Linked DNA regions of Homo sapiens: region 2 is linked to region 1. A link is a loop called in an ENCODE intact Hi-C map of the cell type or tissue named here. Cell type or tissue: CD4-positive, alpha-beta T cell. All regions are shown on one strand. Each heading gives the region's core, and the rest is flanking DNA. Links, peaks and the distances in the headings are about the cores only. Region 1 holds the start of RPL24 (ribosomal protein L24). Region 2 overlaps CEP97 (centrosomal protein 97).

Region 1 (8,479 bases), core at 2,755-6,754:
ACGGGGTTGGGGGTAAGGTCATAGATTAACAGAATCTCAAGGCAGAAGAATTTTTCTTAGTACAGAACAAAATGGAGTCTCCTATGTCTACTTCTTTCTACACAGACACAGTAACAATCTGATCTCTCTTGCTTTTCCCCACAACCTCAGCCTCTCAGAGTGCTGGGATTACAGGCATGAGCCACCGCGCCCAGCCTCCCTTTTAAAGCACTTTCTGAAGTCAAGCCTGATTCAGGATTGCAAGCCTGCAGAGAACTATGGTGGTAAAGCCTAAAAAGATAGAATCCTTCCCACACCTGAGAAGGCAGTATTTTTAGAAGGAAACAACAGAATCACACTTAAGTCACTGCAAAGGCATTCATGTTTATACATTTCTGAAACTGTCTTACTTGAACTTTATGTGGCTTTTAGCACTGTCAAAATGCTTCCATAAGCTTCTATGAGGTTACTGTTATGGATCTCTATCTTCTTTGACCTCATCTGCTCAGCCTCCTTCAATTGATTATTTTCCTCCATTCACCTATCCTTTAAATATTAGTATTTCCTGATTCTTTTTCTTTTTTCTTTTCTTTTCTTTTTTTTTTTTTTTTGAGATGGAGTCTCACTCTGTCACCCAGTCTGGAGTGCAGTTGTGTGACCTCACCTCACTGCAACCTCCAACTCCCTGGTTTAAGTCATTCTCCTGCCACAGTCTCCTGAGTAGCTGGGATTATAGGCACCTGCCACTACACCAAGCTATCCTGATTCTTTTTGTGATGACTCACTCTAGGCACCATTTCTAGGGGTGGTAGACACAGAAACATACTATCCAGATCCCCCTTCAAGCAAGGGCTTGCTGCCTCACAGTGGGCAGCATGGGCAGCAGCATCCTCCAGCTATCAGTAGGGCCTGGCTCAGCTGCTGAGTACTTCCTCACTTGAGGTCATGACCTCTCTGGGGCAGCCCCCATATGGTGACTGAGTAAGGTAGAAGTATAAAGAGGCTTCACATTTAGCCCAACACAGAACACTCCAACAAACAATAATTGTTCCATAGCTCCTGGCAGGGTTGACTGAAGTTTATTGATTGATTGATTGCAGTGGTGCGATCATAGCTCACTTCAGCCTCAAACTCCTGTGCTCAAGCAATCCTCCCACCTTGGCCTCCCAAAGTGCTGGCATTACAGGCATAAGCCACCACACACGGCCTGACTGAGGTTTAGTTGGGCCTATAACATATGCAACTTCTTCCTCTGCCTAACACTGTTTTCTCCCCCTTCCCTTCACAAGACTTGATCTGTAACAAATATCTTGAACCCCAAAGTCAGTCTCAGTAACTGTTTCCAGAGAAGCCAGCTTGTGACAGTAGGTGACGTTATCCCACATATTCTGTCACCATAAGTTCATTACTACTAAAATATATCCTTGGCTGGACATGGTGGCTCACGCTTGTGATCCCAGCACTTTGGAAGGCTGAGGTGGGCTGCTCGCTTGAGTCCAGTTCAAGACCTGCCAAGGCAACATGGTGAAACCCCATCTCCACCAAAAATACAAAAAATTAGCTGGCCATGGTGGCAAACACCTATAGTCCCAGCTATTCATGGGGCTGAGGTGGGATGATCACTTGAGCCCAGGAGGTAGGGACTGCAGTGAACCCTGATCATCCACTGCACTTCAGCCTGGGAGACAAGGTGAGGCCCTATCTCAAAAAAAAATTAAAACATAAAATAAATCATATTACAAACACTCTTCTGAACATGTTTAACTTCCCACTACACAGTTGTACCTTAATATCCCTATCAGCATCTTGAACCCAGCCTTTTCAAAATTAACCCTTTCGGGCTGAGCGCAGCGGTTCATGCCTATAATCCCAGCACTTTGGGAGGCCGAGGCGGGTGGATCACCTGAGGTCAGGAGTTCGAGACCAGCCTGACCAATATGGAGAAATCCCATCTCTACTAAAAATACAAAATTAGCTGGGTGTGGTGGCACATGCCTGTAATCCCAGCTACTCGGGAGGCTGAGGCAGCAAAATCACTTGAACCCAGGAGGCGGAAGTTGTGGTGAGCCAAGATCATGCCATTGTACTCCAGCCTGGGCAACAAGTCTCCAAAAAAAAAAAATTAACCCTTTCCCTGACAAACCTACTCCCTTCCTCTTATCTGTCAACTCTTGACAAATGATACCACGATTCACCAAGTCCTCATTGTCAATTTTTCCTTACCTCCTATATTACCTATTTCTATATTAACAAATTACTCCCCTAAACAGTTTAAAACAACACACATTTATGATCTAACAGTTTCTATGGGTTAGGAATTCAAGAGTGGTTTAGATGAGTGGAAATTGGAAGAGCAAGGAACACGTTCTGCCTTAGATCCTTGATCCAGAGAGCACAAAGATACCTTGATTTCAGCCTAGTGATACTGATTTTGAACTTACTGCCTCCAGAACTGTGAGAAAATATGTATCTGTGTTGTTACCAAGTCCATAGTAATTTGTTACAGCAACTACAGGAAACTAATATAGCAGGGAAATATGTACAAATGGGTGACGAAACTGTGAAGGGAAGCAACACACTGTTCTCACAGGGACAGAGGCTGAAAAGGGCACCAAGTTTGGTTCAGTATTGCTCCATAAATGAATAAAAAGAGAATAGAGTGTAGCTGAACCTTTTGCCTATGATAAAAGCAAAAGCATGGATAAAGTCAGCAATAATTTACGGATGGTGTCAGAAGCTCTACTTTATGACACTGTATAATATAAATTCATTTAGAGGTCTCTCTCTGCAAAATTTCTCCCTATTCTAAGAGCATTTTGAGCACAATTTGTTTGTTATGGGAGTGTGTTACAAGGAACCCTGACAAGAAGGCCCTCCAGTAAAGAGTGAAATACAGCCAAAATCCCTAAGGTCCAGTTTCCTGCATTTCTTCCACAGAACCAGTCAGGCCAAACGTAATTTTAAAGAACAATAAAACAAAATCTTTCTAAAATATTGGGAAGGGACTATAAATTCTGAGGTTCTGTGGAACAAAAAAGGACTGCATTCCTTCAGGTGGATCTTGGTTCCACCGGCTACCTAAACTCAGCTGTGCCTTGGATCTTGTAGAAGCCAGGACTATTTCTGAAAGATGTTTTGTTTTGGTTTTTTGTTGTTGTTGTTTGTTTGTTTTCACACGGAGTCTCGCTCTGTCGCCCAGGCTGGAGTGCAGTGGTGCGATCTTGGCTCTCTGCAACCTCCGCTTCCCGGGTTCAAGCGATTTTCCTGCCTCAGCCTCCCGAGTAGGTGGGACTACAGGCGCGCACCACCACACCAGGCTAATTTTTTTTTTTTTTTGTAGAGGCGGGGTTTCATCGTGTTACCCAGGCTGGTCTCAAACTCCTGACCTCGTGATCCGCCCGCCTCGGCATTCCACAGTGCCGGGATTACAGACGTGAGCCGCTGCACCCGGCCTCCTTTTTTTTTTTTTTTTTGATATGGAGTTTTGCTCTTCTTGCCCAGGCTGGAGTGTAGTGGCGCGATCTTGGCTAAATGCAACCTCTGCCTCCCGGGTTCAAGCGATTCTCCTCCCGCAGCCTCCCGAGGAGCTGGGATTACAGGCGTGCGCCACCACGCCCAGCTAATTTTTGTATTTTTAGTAGAGAAGGGGTTTCACCATTTTGACCAGGCTGGGCTGGAACTCCTAACCTCAGGTGATCCGCCCACCTCGGCCTCCCAAAGTGCCGTAATTACAGGCATGAGCCGCCATGACTGGCCACCTAACATCATTCTTAAGACTGGTTCCAGGCCCGGCGCGGTGGCTCACGCCTGTAATCCTAGCACTTTGGGAGAACGAGTGGATCACCTGAGGTCAAGAGTTTGGGACCAGCCTGGACAACATGGTGAAACCCCATCTCTACTAAAAATACAAAAATTAGCCGAGCGTGGTGGCAGGCGCCTGTAATCCCAGCTACTCGGGAGGCTGAGGCAGGAGAATCAATCGTTTGAACCCAGAGGGCGGAGGTTGCAGTGAGCCGAGACCGCGCCACTTCACTCCAGCCTGAATGAAAGAGCGAAACTCCGTCTCAAGGAAAAAAAAAAAAAAAAAAGACTGGCTCCAACACAATTGTACAGTTTTCATGACATTAGTCAGCCAACTTGTTAGACATTCCAAATATCTTCAACCAGCTACCTTACAAAACGTTTTTAGGGTGAGTTGCATACATAGAAAGCAGAACTCAGTCATTACATTTGTTTCCTAGTCATATACTGCAACCTCCCACAGAATTCAAGAATTGCCTCTGGCCACTCCTTGTCATACGATGAAATATGTAGCATCATAGAAGGGCTCAACAGATTGAGCCCTTGGCCTCCCAGCGGGGCTCCACCGACCCCCTCAACTTCACTAGGCAGCAACTCCGAATTGTAGTTCTTAGGCAGGTACTTAATAGGAATTTTGGAAACTGAATGAGCTCATGTTTAAAAAGCCTTTGGCATAATTCCCGGCACAGAGAAAGCGCTCAAAGAATGTTAATTATAATTAATGCAAAGCGCCAACGCGCACTGTTCGATTCGCACAGCCTGAGAAACGGTTCGGTTGTCATTACTTTCTTATAAATGGTGAAACTATTAATTTGTTTGGTTGAGGAAATGGGCCAACAGGGAAGGCAAAATGTGACTGGTTTTACCTGCGGGGCATTCGTCTTTGGGTCTCTTTATGAGAAGAGAGGACACCTTTCTCTTCAGTTCACATTCCCTGCAGCCGGAAGATGGCTCTAGGATACTTGGCAGTAAGAGAGGCAGAATGGGCCGGGCGCAGTGGCTCCCGCCTATAATCCCAACACTTTGGGAGGCCGAGGAGGGCGGACCACCTGAGGTCAGGAGTTCGAGACCAGCCTGACCAACATGGAGAAACCCCGTCTCTACGAAAAATACAAAATTAGCCGGACGTGGTGGCACATGCCTGTAATCCCAGCTACTAGGGAGGCTGAGGCAGGAGAATCGCTTGAACCTGGGAGGCGGAGGTTACGGTGAGCCGAGATTGCGCCACTGCACTCCAGCCTGGGCAACAAGAGCGAAACTCCGTCTCAAAAAAAAAAAAGAGAGGAGAGACAGAGACAGAATGACTCATAAACCAACTGTCTGACTGCCTTTTTGGCAGGCCCTCTGGGCCCGAGAACCCTCCAGCGCCTCTGGATGAATTGCGCCAGAGGAAGTCAGCTGTCAGGGAAAACGAGATCTTTCGCCTCGCGATGATTACGTCATCAAGGAGGGCCAGGAGCATCGAAGGATATTGGGGAGGAGATTTCCGGCCCCCATCCCCGCAGCGACCTTATAAGGTCTCTTCCCATGATTCTCTCTTTCTTTTCGCCATCTTTTGTCTTTCCGTGGAGCTGTCGCCATGAAGTAAGCACGACCCGTGGTTCCCAATCCGCTTACATCCTCGGGCAGAACTCCTCTCTGTCGTCCCTGGCATGGCTGTAGACACCCTCCCTGATGGACTTTCACTTTTTGTTGCAGGGTCGAGCTGTGCAGTTTTAGCGGGTACAAGATCTACCCCGGACACGGGAGGCGCTACGCCAGGACCGACGGGAAGGTAAAAAGCCGCGTCGGCTTCACCTACCTTCTTGTACTCCGAGGAGGAAAGGCTGGTTTAATTCGGTTTAGGCGGGTTTATTCCCCACATCACCACTGGCCTCTGGAAGTCTTCGTGGACGCTCTGTGGACTGGTCGTTAGGACCAGAAACCTCTAAGTGAACCAGTGTTGATTATTTATTGTGAGCCAGGTCGGACATCAGGAGGGGTTTATGTAACTGATGTCCCGGTGTAAGGGAAATAACTGAGGTACGGAGGTACCCTTTGGAATCCTGGGACGGACAAGAGCAGAATGCTTCCCAGAAGGACGCACCACCCTGTCCTTTGCTATGAGCCTAGATTTCCTGCTCTCGAGAAAAGACTAAACGCAAGGACCTTCATAGTGTGACACAGTTACCTGCCAGTTATGTGACAGCCTTTTGGTCCTTGTGGGCCTCAGTTTTGTAAAATGATAAGCCAGAACTAGCATATTGATCTTCTAAGGATTCCAAGCTTACTCAGCCTCTTGTACTTTGTATAGTTAAATAGTAATTCCTTTGCATTTGTCACTCTAGGTTTTCCAGTTTCTTAATGCGAAATGCGAGTCGGCTTTCCTTTCCAAGAGGAATCCTCGGCAGATAAACTGGACTGTCCTCTACAGAAGGAAGCACAAAAAGGGACAGTCGGTAAGTGGAATACGCCTTGATGTTGGGGGCTATCTCTTAAGTTGTCAAAGCTCTCTGAACGTTGGTTTTCTGCTCTGTAAAATTAAATCAGACTGTATGCGAAAGAGCTCTTAAACTGTAAAGCGTCAGCAAAATGAAAAAGATATTATAAACTGTCTCTATATATTTTAGGCTAGTAGCAATACCGAGTTGAAATTTTAAAGTCAGATAAATTACGTTAAGCACCTTTGCGTTATAGGGCAGGGTGGAAGGGCTTAGTTTTCCAGTGGGAGGAAATTGAGAAGTTACCATAATTTGGTTTTGATTGCAATATTTACAGGATTAGTCCTAACATAGCCAGTGGACCATGAACCAGTCCACCATACACTAGTTCATTCACTAGAAAAACAGTGGTTTTTCTGGTCCTTGTTAAGTGTCCTTTTAGCTGGGTTATACATGAGAAAAAGTTTGAGTGCCATGGTAGGACTAGTATTCAGGAGGCTTGGGAATACTTACTGAACACCTTCTGGATGAAGGACTTTTCTAGGTATTGTGAGAAATAAATGCCATCAGACATAAAATATGTTGAAAGTTCAGAGGAAGGAGAAACTTAAAAGTGGATATGACACACCTATTAGGGTGACTATTCAGGAAAAAAAAAAACAGGAATTACAGGTGTTGGTGAGGATGGGGAGAAATTGGAACCTTTGTGCATTGCTAAATATGCAACAGCTGTGAAAAATCATTTGGTGTTTTCTCAAAAGGGTAAACATAAAAATTATCCCAGCAGTTCCACTTCTAAGTTATACCCTAAAACAGTTGAAAGCAGGGACTCTATAACTTGTATATCAGTGTCATAGCAAATCCGGGCTTGGTGGCAGCGGCTGTACTCTAGCTCCTCCGGAGGCCAAGGTGGGAGGATTGTTTGAGGCAACATAGGAGACCTTTAAAAAAAAAAAAAGTTATTTAGATGGATAATGGTGATAGCTACACAGCGCTATGAATGTACATAAGGCCACTATACCTTTTTTTTTTTTTTTTTTTTTTTTTTTTTTTTTTTTTGGGGAGACAGGTCCTCTGTTGCTCAGGCTGGAGAGCAGTGGCAGGATCACAGCTCACTCCACCTCAACCTTATGGGCTCAAGTGATCCTCCCACCTCCGCCTACCCCGTGGTCCACAGGCACATGCCACCATGGCCCAGCTATTTTTTAAATATATTTTGAGGAGACAGAAATCTTTGCGATGTTGCCCAATTTCGTCTCAGATTCTTGGGCTCAAGTAATCCTCCTGCCTTGGCCACCCAAAGTACTGGCATTACAGGCGCGAGCCATCCTGCATAGCTAAATTATAATTTAAAAAGTTAAAATGAGGCTGGGCATGGTGGCTTACATGCCTGTAATCCCAGCACTTTGGGAGGCCAAAACGAGTGGATCACCAGGTCAGGAGTTCAAGAACAGCCTGGCCCACAGAGTGAAACCCTGTCTCTACTAAAAATACAAAAAAAAATTAGCCGGACATGGTGGCAGGTGCCTGTAGTCCCAGCTACTTGGGAGGCTGAGGCAGGAGAATAGCTTGAACCCAGGAAGTGGGGGGTTGCAGTGAGCTGGGATTGTGCCACTGCACTCCACCCTGGGTGACAGGGTGAGGCTCCATTTAAAAAAAAAAAAAAAAGTTAAAATGGGCCTAGTGCAGTGCCTCACGCCTGTAATTCCAGCACTTTGGGAGGCCCAGGCAAGAGGATCCCTTGAGCTTGAGCCCAGGAGTTTGAAACCAACCTGGCAACATAGTAGTGAAGACCCCAGTTTCTACTTAAAAAAATAGAAAACAGGCTGGGGATGGTGGCTCACGCCTGTAATTCTACCACTTGGGGAGGCCAAGGCGGACAGATTGCCTGAGCTCAGGCGTTAGAGACCAGCCTGGGCAACATGGTGGAACCCGGTTTCTACTAAAAATACAAAAATTAGCCGGGCGTGGTGGCGGTTACTTGTGATCCCAGCTACTCAGGAGGCTGAGGCAGAATTGCTTGAACCCCGGAGGTGGAGGCGGAGGTTGCAGTGAGCCAAGATCATGCCACTGCACTCCAGCCTGGGCAACAGAGCAAGGCTGAGTCTTTAAAAAAAAAAAAAAAAAAGAAAAGAAAAACCAAAAGGTTAAAATTGTCAACTTTACATTTTTACCACAATAAAAAAAATGTTTAAGTGTTCGTTTGAGACAAGAATATTAAACAGGTAAATACTGCCATTTACTGTAGAAAAACTGCCATTTTACTGTAGAAACAATAA
Region 2 (7,942 bases), core at 3,943-7,942, 82 kb before region 1:
TTTAAGGGAAGATACTTTGAAGCTACACAAATATTCTATCTCTTCTTATAGTTTTGCCCACTAATTTAGGTATTCATCGTGGATTTCTGTTGTAGCAATTATTATAGTGGTTTTCGAATGGTGATTTTCCTATTTCCTTCATTCTTTCTGCATTTATTATTTGGAAGTCTTCTCTAAGAGTTGTCCTTCTGTACCCTGAGAGGATTAAAAACTTAGAAAAAAAAATGAAAGAGTTGCCCCTTCTTCTCCAGCTATTTATTCAATAATTTACATCAGGGTGCACTCATGGATATTTATTTTATTCCTTGATTTATAATCTGTTGTTATTTTGCTGCTCAAATTATTTCAGCTTTTGCCATTGGGACCTCTTTCAGGTTGCTTCATGTATCTCTTTTACATGCTTGATCATTTGTTTGCTTATCACTTCCTTACTTTCTGGCACTTAAGATGTTCTGGGATCACTTTTTTTTTCTTTGCTCCGCCCCTGGAATCAACCATTTCTCCAAAGAGCCTTGTTCCCTTTTATTGAAGAATTGTAGAGACCAAGACATGAGTGCTATGTATGCTTGTTGCTACTGAAGGATCATTCTTTCTAGGCCTGTACAGAGCTAAAAATGTACATGGGTATACTAACCCATGTATAAACATATGCACTGTATCTTTATATATACATTTACATTTATATAGACATACATGTCTATATTTACTTCCATAACTACCTGTGTAGACATGAGTTCATATTGATATCTCCAACTCCAATCCAGCACCACAGGGTTCATTCCTGCATTTCTCCTTTGCATATTTGTAATTTCTTTTTCTAACAGTGAGATAGCTGGCCATGATTATCTATATTTACTTATTTGTTTAAGCCTAGTATAGATGCAGTTACAGAATAGACAACCTGTACCCCTGTAAGAAACATTTACCAACCAGAGTACAGTGTTCCTATACAGTTCTTTTTGTCTCTAGCTCAGTGAGGTTATGTCATAAATTTGTAATACAGTTGGTGTCATTTGTCATAGTCCACATTCCATTCTGAGATCCCCTTGACATCCTCAATAGAGATTTATTTTTTGGCAAAACTTGAAAAAAGTTCAGACTTTGTGATGTATTGTTCTATGGATTTTGACAAGTTTGTAGACAAACGTATCCACCATCACAGTACCATACAAAATAGTTTCACCCTAAAAATTCCCACATGCAAGCCCTTTTTAGTCAATCTGTTCCTCAATCTCTAACAACCACTTATCTATTTTCTCTCCCTATAGTGTTGCTTTTTCCAGAATTTCATATAAATAGGATCATACAATATGTACTCCCCAGATTATGATTACCAGAAAGTTTGGGAACCAATACTCTTGCTAATTCAGATCTGATGAAGCACCAACATCCACTTCATCACCAAACTGGGAATCAGCTTCAATTGTTTGAGGGGGCAAAAAGTTTTCTTTTCCTTCAAAGATAGATGAAACAATACAAGAAAAGCTTTGCTATCCTACTCCCTCTCCAGAATATGGACTTCTGCTCCCACCAATTTGAGTCGTATTTGTTTCCAAACCAGTTTATTCCAGTTATAACGTGATTATAATAATATAATCTAAGCACTTTTTTTTTTTTTTTTTGAGACGGAGTCTCCCTCTGTCACCCAGGCTGGAGTGCAGTGGTGGGATCTTGGCTCACTGCAAGCTCCGCCTCCCGGGTTCACGCCATTCTCCTTCCTCAGCCTCCCGAGTAGCTGGGACTACAGGCGCCTTCAACCACGCCCGGCTAATTTTTTGTATTTTTAGTAGAGACGGGGTTTCACCATGTTAGCCAGGATGGTCTCGATCTCCTGACCTTGTGATCCGCCCACCTCGGCCTCCCAAAGTGCTGGGATTACAGGCGTGAGCCACCGCGCCTGGCAATCTAAGCACTTATTATGTGAACCTTTGAAATCTAGTGTAAAAACAAAAAATATTCAAGGAAAACAAAGTTGAGTGTTTCGGAAAGACTCAAAAGTGAATTGCTTAAAAAGGTAAAAAAACTGCAGTTGAGTTAGGTATGGGCAAGAAATGTGTCAAAAATCAGATGGAGAAATTATAAACACCTAGAAGTATTCTGCATTCTGATGGCTTTATACATGTTTTTAAATTCTTACTCTATTTTAAAGAAACTAAAAATGGAAATGGTGCATTATAGGTAAAATTTAGACACAGAACTACAGAGCATCTATACTCAAAGAAAAGAACATTAGAAAAAAACAAAGGACTCAAACATTACCTGATTTCAAGACTTAGTATAAAGCTATAGTAATGAAGGTGGTGTAGTATTGAAATATAAACAAATCAATCACTGGAACAGAAGACAATCCAGAAATGGATTCATACGTATATGGCCAGTTGATTTTTGCAAAGGTGACAAGACAGTTAAATGGGGAGAGGACAATCTTTTTCAACAAATGGTGCTGGATACCTGGATAATCATATGTAAAAAATAAAGAAACCATAAACTTTATCTCGTACCATATAAAAATTTAACATGAAATGGATCATAGGTTTCAGTGTAAGAGCCAGAACTACAAAACCTCTAGAAAAAAAACTTAGAATATCTTTGTGGCCTTGGGTATGGCAAGATTTCTTAAACACAACACCAAAAGCACAAACTATTTAAAAATCAACATATTAGACTTCATCAAAATCTTAACCCTTTTCTCTTCAAAAACCATGATCATGAACATGAAAAGGCAACCCACAGACTGAGACAAAATATTTTATATTTGTTCAAGGACTTGTGCCTAGACTATATAAATCTTTTTTTTTTTTTTTTTTTCTCTGAGACCAAGTCTTGCTCTGTCCTCTGTCACCCAGGTTGGAGTGCAATGGCGTGATCTCGGTTCACTGCAACTTCCACCTCCTGGGTTCAAGCGATTCTCCTGCCTCAACCTCCCAAGTAGCTGGGACTACAGGCACATGCCACCACACCCGGCTAATTTTTTGTATTTTTAGTAGAGATGGGGTTTCACAGTGTTAGCCAGGATGGTCTCGATCTCCTGACCTCGTGATATGCCCACCTTGGCCTCCCAAAGTGCTGGGATTATAGGCGTGAGCCACCGTGCCTGGCCTAAATAATTCTTACAACTCAAAATAAGGAGACAGACAACCCAATTTAATTGTTTTTTTTTTTTTTTCACACGGAGTCTCACTCTGTTGCCCAGGCTGGAGTACAGTGGTGTGATCTCGGCTCATTGCAACTTCCACCTCGCGGGTTCAGATGATTCTCCTGTCTCTGCCTCTAGAATAGCTGGGATTACAGGTGCGCACCACCACACCCAGCTAATTTTTGTATTTTTAGTAGAGATGGGGTTTCATGATGTTGGCCAGGCTAGTCTCGAACTCCTGACCTCAAGTGATCTGCCTGCCTCAGCCTCCCAAAGTGCTGGGATTACAGGTGTGACCCACTGTGCCTGGCCCCCATTTTTTTTAAATGGATAAATTTTTTGAATACTTCAAATTTAGGGACACTTAACCAAAGATAGACACACAGCAAATAAATTAAAAGATGCTGAACATCATTAATCATTAGGGAAATGTAAATTAAACACACCGAAATACTACTATGTATCCACTAGAATGGACAAAATTAAAAAGACTGACCATACCAAATGTTAGTGAGGATGTAGAAAAACCGGAACCATCATATACTGCTAGTGGGAATGCAAAATGCTACCACCACTTTGGAAAACAAAACTGGTTTGTTAGTTTCTTAAAAAGTTAAGACATATACCTACTGTAAGATCCAATCATTCCACTCTTAGGTAGTTACCCAAAATAAATGAAAACACATGTTCATACAAAGACTTAATCACAAATGCTTACACCAGCTTCAGTTCGAATAGCCAAAATGTATCAATAACCCAAATGTCCATCAGCAGATTAATGGATAAACAAATTTTGGCAAATACATACAATGAAATACTACTCAGAAAGCAATCAGACGAATCTCAAATAATCATGCTAAGTAAAAGAAACCAGGTAAAATAGGATGTGTCATGAAGGGAATGAGGAATCTCTTGGAATAGATAAGTTTGCCATCTTGATTGTTGTGATGTATTATGGGCACAATGTGTCAAAATTTATCAAATTGTCCGCTTTATTTTTTTGTACTTTTTTTGAGATGGAGTTTCGTTCTGTCACCCAGGCTGGAGTACAATGGTGCAATCTTGGTTCACTGCAACCTCCGCCTCCTGGGTTCAAGCGATTCTCCTACCTCAGCCTCCCAAGTAGCTGGGATTACAGGCACCCACCACCAATGCCCGGCTAATCTTTTTGTATTTTTAGTAAAGATGGGGTCTCGCCATGTTGGCCAGGCTGGTCTCAAACTCTTGACCTCAAGTAATCCACCCACTTCGGCTTCCCAAAGTGCTGGGATTACAGGCATGAGCCATCAAGCCCAGCCAAATTGTCCACTTTAAATATGCAACTTTAAATATGCCTTAAAAGTTTTAAAAAAGGAAATAAAAATTAAAAATAATTATGCCTTTAAATGTCCACTTTAAATATGCCAATTATATTTCAATAAAAATATTTTAAAGTTTATGATGCATAGATACATATATATATCATATATATATAATCTTTTATGACTCCCTGCTGTAATTTTTTTATTCGCTAACCAACTACAGGTTCCAATAGTGTCAAATGAGAGGGCTTCTACTCAACTTACCCCCCAACACTCACTACCTTCACTAGCCCCGGACGATGTCATCTATGCTCTTTGAAGGATGTCTGCTCTTCTCTGTCTAGAGAATTCTAGTGAGTATCTAGAGGTAACGAAATCTATACTGAATAAAACTGAATTAGCATTCCTTCCACTTCATATCCATTTTCATAAGGCAAAAGCTGTTTTATTGTAAATTCACTTATATAATGAGAATACTCTGGACATTGCTTAGTAGGGTTCTATTTGCAATTTATTCTGAACTTTATCCATTAATTACAAGCACAATGAATAACAATCATTACTACTAATCACTAAAATAAACAGATGAAGCACTCAAATGTATAAACCTTTTATTTAAAATTAGACAGACTCAAATACAAATTAAATAAGTACAATATAAAATAGTAAGCCTTCATAAAACACATCATAACCACTTTAAATCATTTACTATTTCTACAGCAAAATTAAAGAGAAATCTAAATACAGTCCAAAATCAAATTATTTTTAAACTCTTATTGTCAACATTAAAATTATTACAAAACATTCAAAGATATTTAATTAGAAGATGAACAAGGCCAGGTGTAGTGGCTCACGCCTGTAATCCCAGCACTTTGGGAGGCCAAACTGGGTGGATCACGAGGTCAAGAGATTGAGACCATCCTGGCCAACATGGTGAAACCCCATCTCTACTAAAAATATAAAAATTAGCTGGGCATGGTGGCGTGTGCCTGTAGTCTTAGCTACTCGGGAGGATGAGGCAGGAGAATCACTTGAACCCAGGAGATGGAGGTTGCAGTGAGCCGAGATCACGCCACTGCACTCCAGCCTGGTGACAGAGCGAGACTCTCTCAAAAAAAAGAAAAGAAAAAGAAAAGAAAATGAACACAACTACTACAGAGTGATTCCTGCTATCCACTAAAATAAATAAGAATTAAAATTCAGTGTGATTTCCATTCATCCACAGATAAAAAGCACCTCATCTTAAGAAGACAATTATCTATTTCTTTCCAAGGCTGTGAGGACTGCTTTGTTTATTTGACTTTTAATTTTAATATGGCACAACAAGCTTGATCAGTAAAAGCAATATCATTAAAAATGTTTAGAATGTTCCTTACAGACCCTTTCTGCTTCACTTCATGAATGAGGGTATCATATATTTAACATTTAAAACATTATGACACAATAAATACCTTTTAAAGGTATGTGGCAAAATAAAAATATACTCTGATTCGAGCTGGTGTTTGGAAAAAATAAAAATATACATTAAACAATGAAGTCTCGGCTGGGCACAGTGGCTCACACCTGTAATCTCAGCACTTTGCGAGGCCGAGGTGGGTGGATCACTTGAGGTCAGGAGTTCGAGACCAGCCTGGCCAACATGGTGAAACCCCATCTCTACTAAAAATACAAAAAAATTAGCCGAGCCTTGTGGTTGCACACCTGTAATCCCAGCTACACAGGAAGCTGAGGCAGGAGAATCGCTTGTACCCAGGAAGTGGAGGTTGCAGTGAGCTGAGACCAGCCTGGGTGACAACAGTGAAACTCTATCTCGAAAAAAAAAAAAAAAACACACACACAATGAAGTCTCTTCTTTCCTTTATGATGGAGAAATGATCATATTCATTCTATTTTTTTCTTTTTACCATCTTAACTCCCGAGGAAAAACGTTTTATATTTTTATTATCAATGTTATAAATCCAATTCTAAGACTTTGCACACAAAAAATACCAAGGGAGATAGTATAATATCTCAAGCTTGTATTTTCCTGAAATTATTGGGAAAAAGTAGAACTAGACTTAAGTAGATAACAGGAAAATACAGTATTATGGTGTTTGTATACAAAAAATAATCCAAAACAGATAAAAACACACGCTCAAGATGGCACCCACATTATTCCAGAATAAAGTTATTTACATATATACAAACGATTATATGACTAAATAAATGAACATTTTCCTAAAACATGCATATTGTGAAGCCTTTTATAATTAAACCTATAAAATCAAACTAAATTGCATATTATCAACTGTCATGATTACAGCTTTCTGCACACCAGGAGAGTTAACATTTTAACATCTGTTCTACAAAACTGAAGATAAAATGTCATCAAACTCAGCATTTCTCTAGAAAATTTTATATACCTCAGCAACCTGTCATACTGCCTGTCGTCAAATAAATGGACTCTAAAATGTACTTATTCTTTTCAGAAAAAAATTTTTTTTGTAGAGAGGGGGGTCTTGCTATGTTGTCCAGGCTGGTCTTGAACTCCTGGCCTCAAGTGATCCTCTGGCCTCAGCCTCCCAAAGCACTGGGATTACAGTTGTCAACCACCACGCCAGGTCTCTTTTCTAAAACTTTAATTTCCACTATTGCTCTTTTGAAACCATTTTAATCAAGTCACATTTCTTAGAAAAAATTCACTCAGGGTTCTGAAGGAATTAGTTATTTTCTACAAGCAACTCTGTCATGAGTGATAGAGTTGTAGCTCTCTTAGAAGTTTTTTTCCTCTTTCAAAGAGAATGAGAAATATGCAGAGATTTCCTTACTGACTCACTAAATGTAAAGATTAAGAGGACATAATAAAATTTTGGACTACAGTAGCATATAGGTTTTCAGTTTATTTACTACTAACTAGCTATAACTTAGACAAGTCATTTAACATGCTGTGCTTTAGTTTCATCTTTGAAACAAAGAGATTCGAACAGAAATCTCTTAAGCTTCCTTCCAACTCTTACATGGTATGATTCTGTGCTTCTGCAGGAATTCTTAATTGATAAACTGAATCTTCCATAAATCAAGAGAACTGATGTGTACTAAAATAGCACAGCTGAACTAAACCTTTCCTTGTTAGGAAAAAAACACAAAGACCATGTTCAAAGCTTAACTTTCCAAACCTTACTAGACCCATTCCCTCTTCAGCCAACCAAAGAATAGCCCATAGAGTTAAAACCAAATATTTTAATTATATAAATTACTTTTAAAGTATAATGTAAACCCATTAAAATATATTAACTCTATGCCAGTTTTCCTACACTCTAATTTACAGTATTTTCATTTTATCTACATTCAAGATAATATGTACAGTTAAGGAAGGGGCTATTTAATATTCTTGCACTTCTAAACACTAGTAAAAGTTAAATAAAACACAGACGAAGAACAGAATATTAACAATTATCATATTGTGCCAAATTTTTAATGAAAGTATGCTGAGTACTATTTGTGGGCTAAAGAAACAAGGCAAAGG

The links. Hi-C counts contacts between places; a loop is a spot of excess contacts. Peaks named below come from ENCODE experiments on the same cell type or tissue, not always from the same donor. Only the 100,000 strongest peaks of a DNase experiment are listed, where the experiment ranks them.
Region 2: it touches region 1 in a loop (2.5-fold over the local background); 24 of 110 quality-filtered maps call a loop at or near these places.

Annotation. Positions count from the first base shown.
Region 1 is chr3:101,683,557-101,692,035 of GRCh38, reverse strand. RPL24 (ribosomal protein L24) reads left to right here and starts at 5,318. Exons shown (of 6, transcript NM_000986.4): 1 at 5,318-5,364; 2 at 5,479-5,554; 3 at 6,108-6,218. The coding sequence starts at 5,360. LOC124906262 (endogenous retrovirus group K member 5 Gag polyprotein) reads right to left here. Exons shown (of 3, transcript XM_047449415.1): 2 at 4,647-7,141. The coding sequence starts at 4,657. RefSeq lists enhancers at 3,004-3,557, 3,558-4,111, 5,022-5,071, 5,082-5,571, 4,542-5,741 and 2 more. In CD4-positive, alpha-beta T cell, for the core only: no CTCF peak of the experiment used is centred there; DNase peaks (open chromatin) are centred at 4,635 and 5,215; H3K4me3 peaks cover 2,260 bases; H3K27ac peaks cover 2,215 bases.
Region 2 is chr3:101,767,652-101,775,593 of GRCh38, reverse strand. It overlaps CEP97 (centrosomal protein 97), which reads right to left. Exons shown (of 11, transcript NM_024548.4): 11 at 5,032-7,942. Among named protein-coding and RNA genes, the nearest start is that of NXPE3, 7.6 kb to the left of the region's middle. RefSeq lists an enhancer at 5,966-6,045. In CD4-positive, alpha-beta T cell, for the core only: no CTCF peak of the experiment used is centred there; a DNase peak (open chromatin) is centred at 6,183.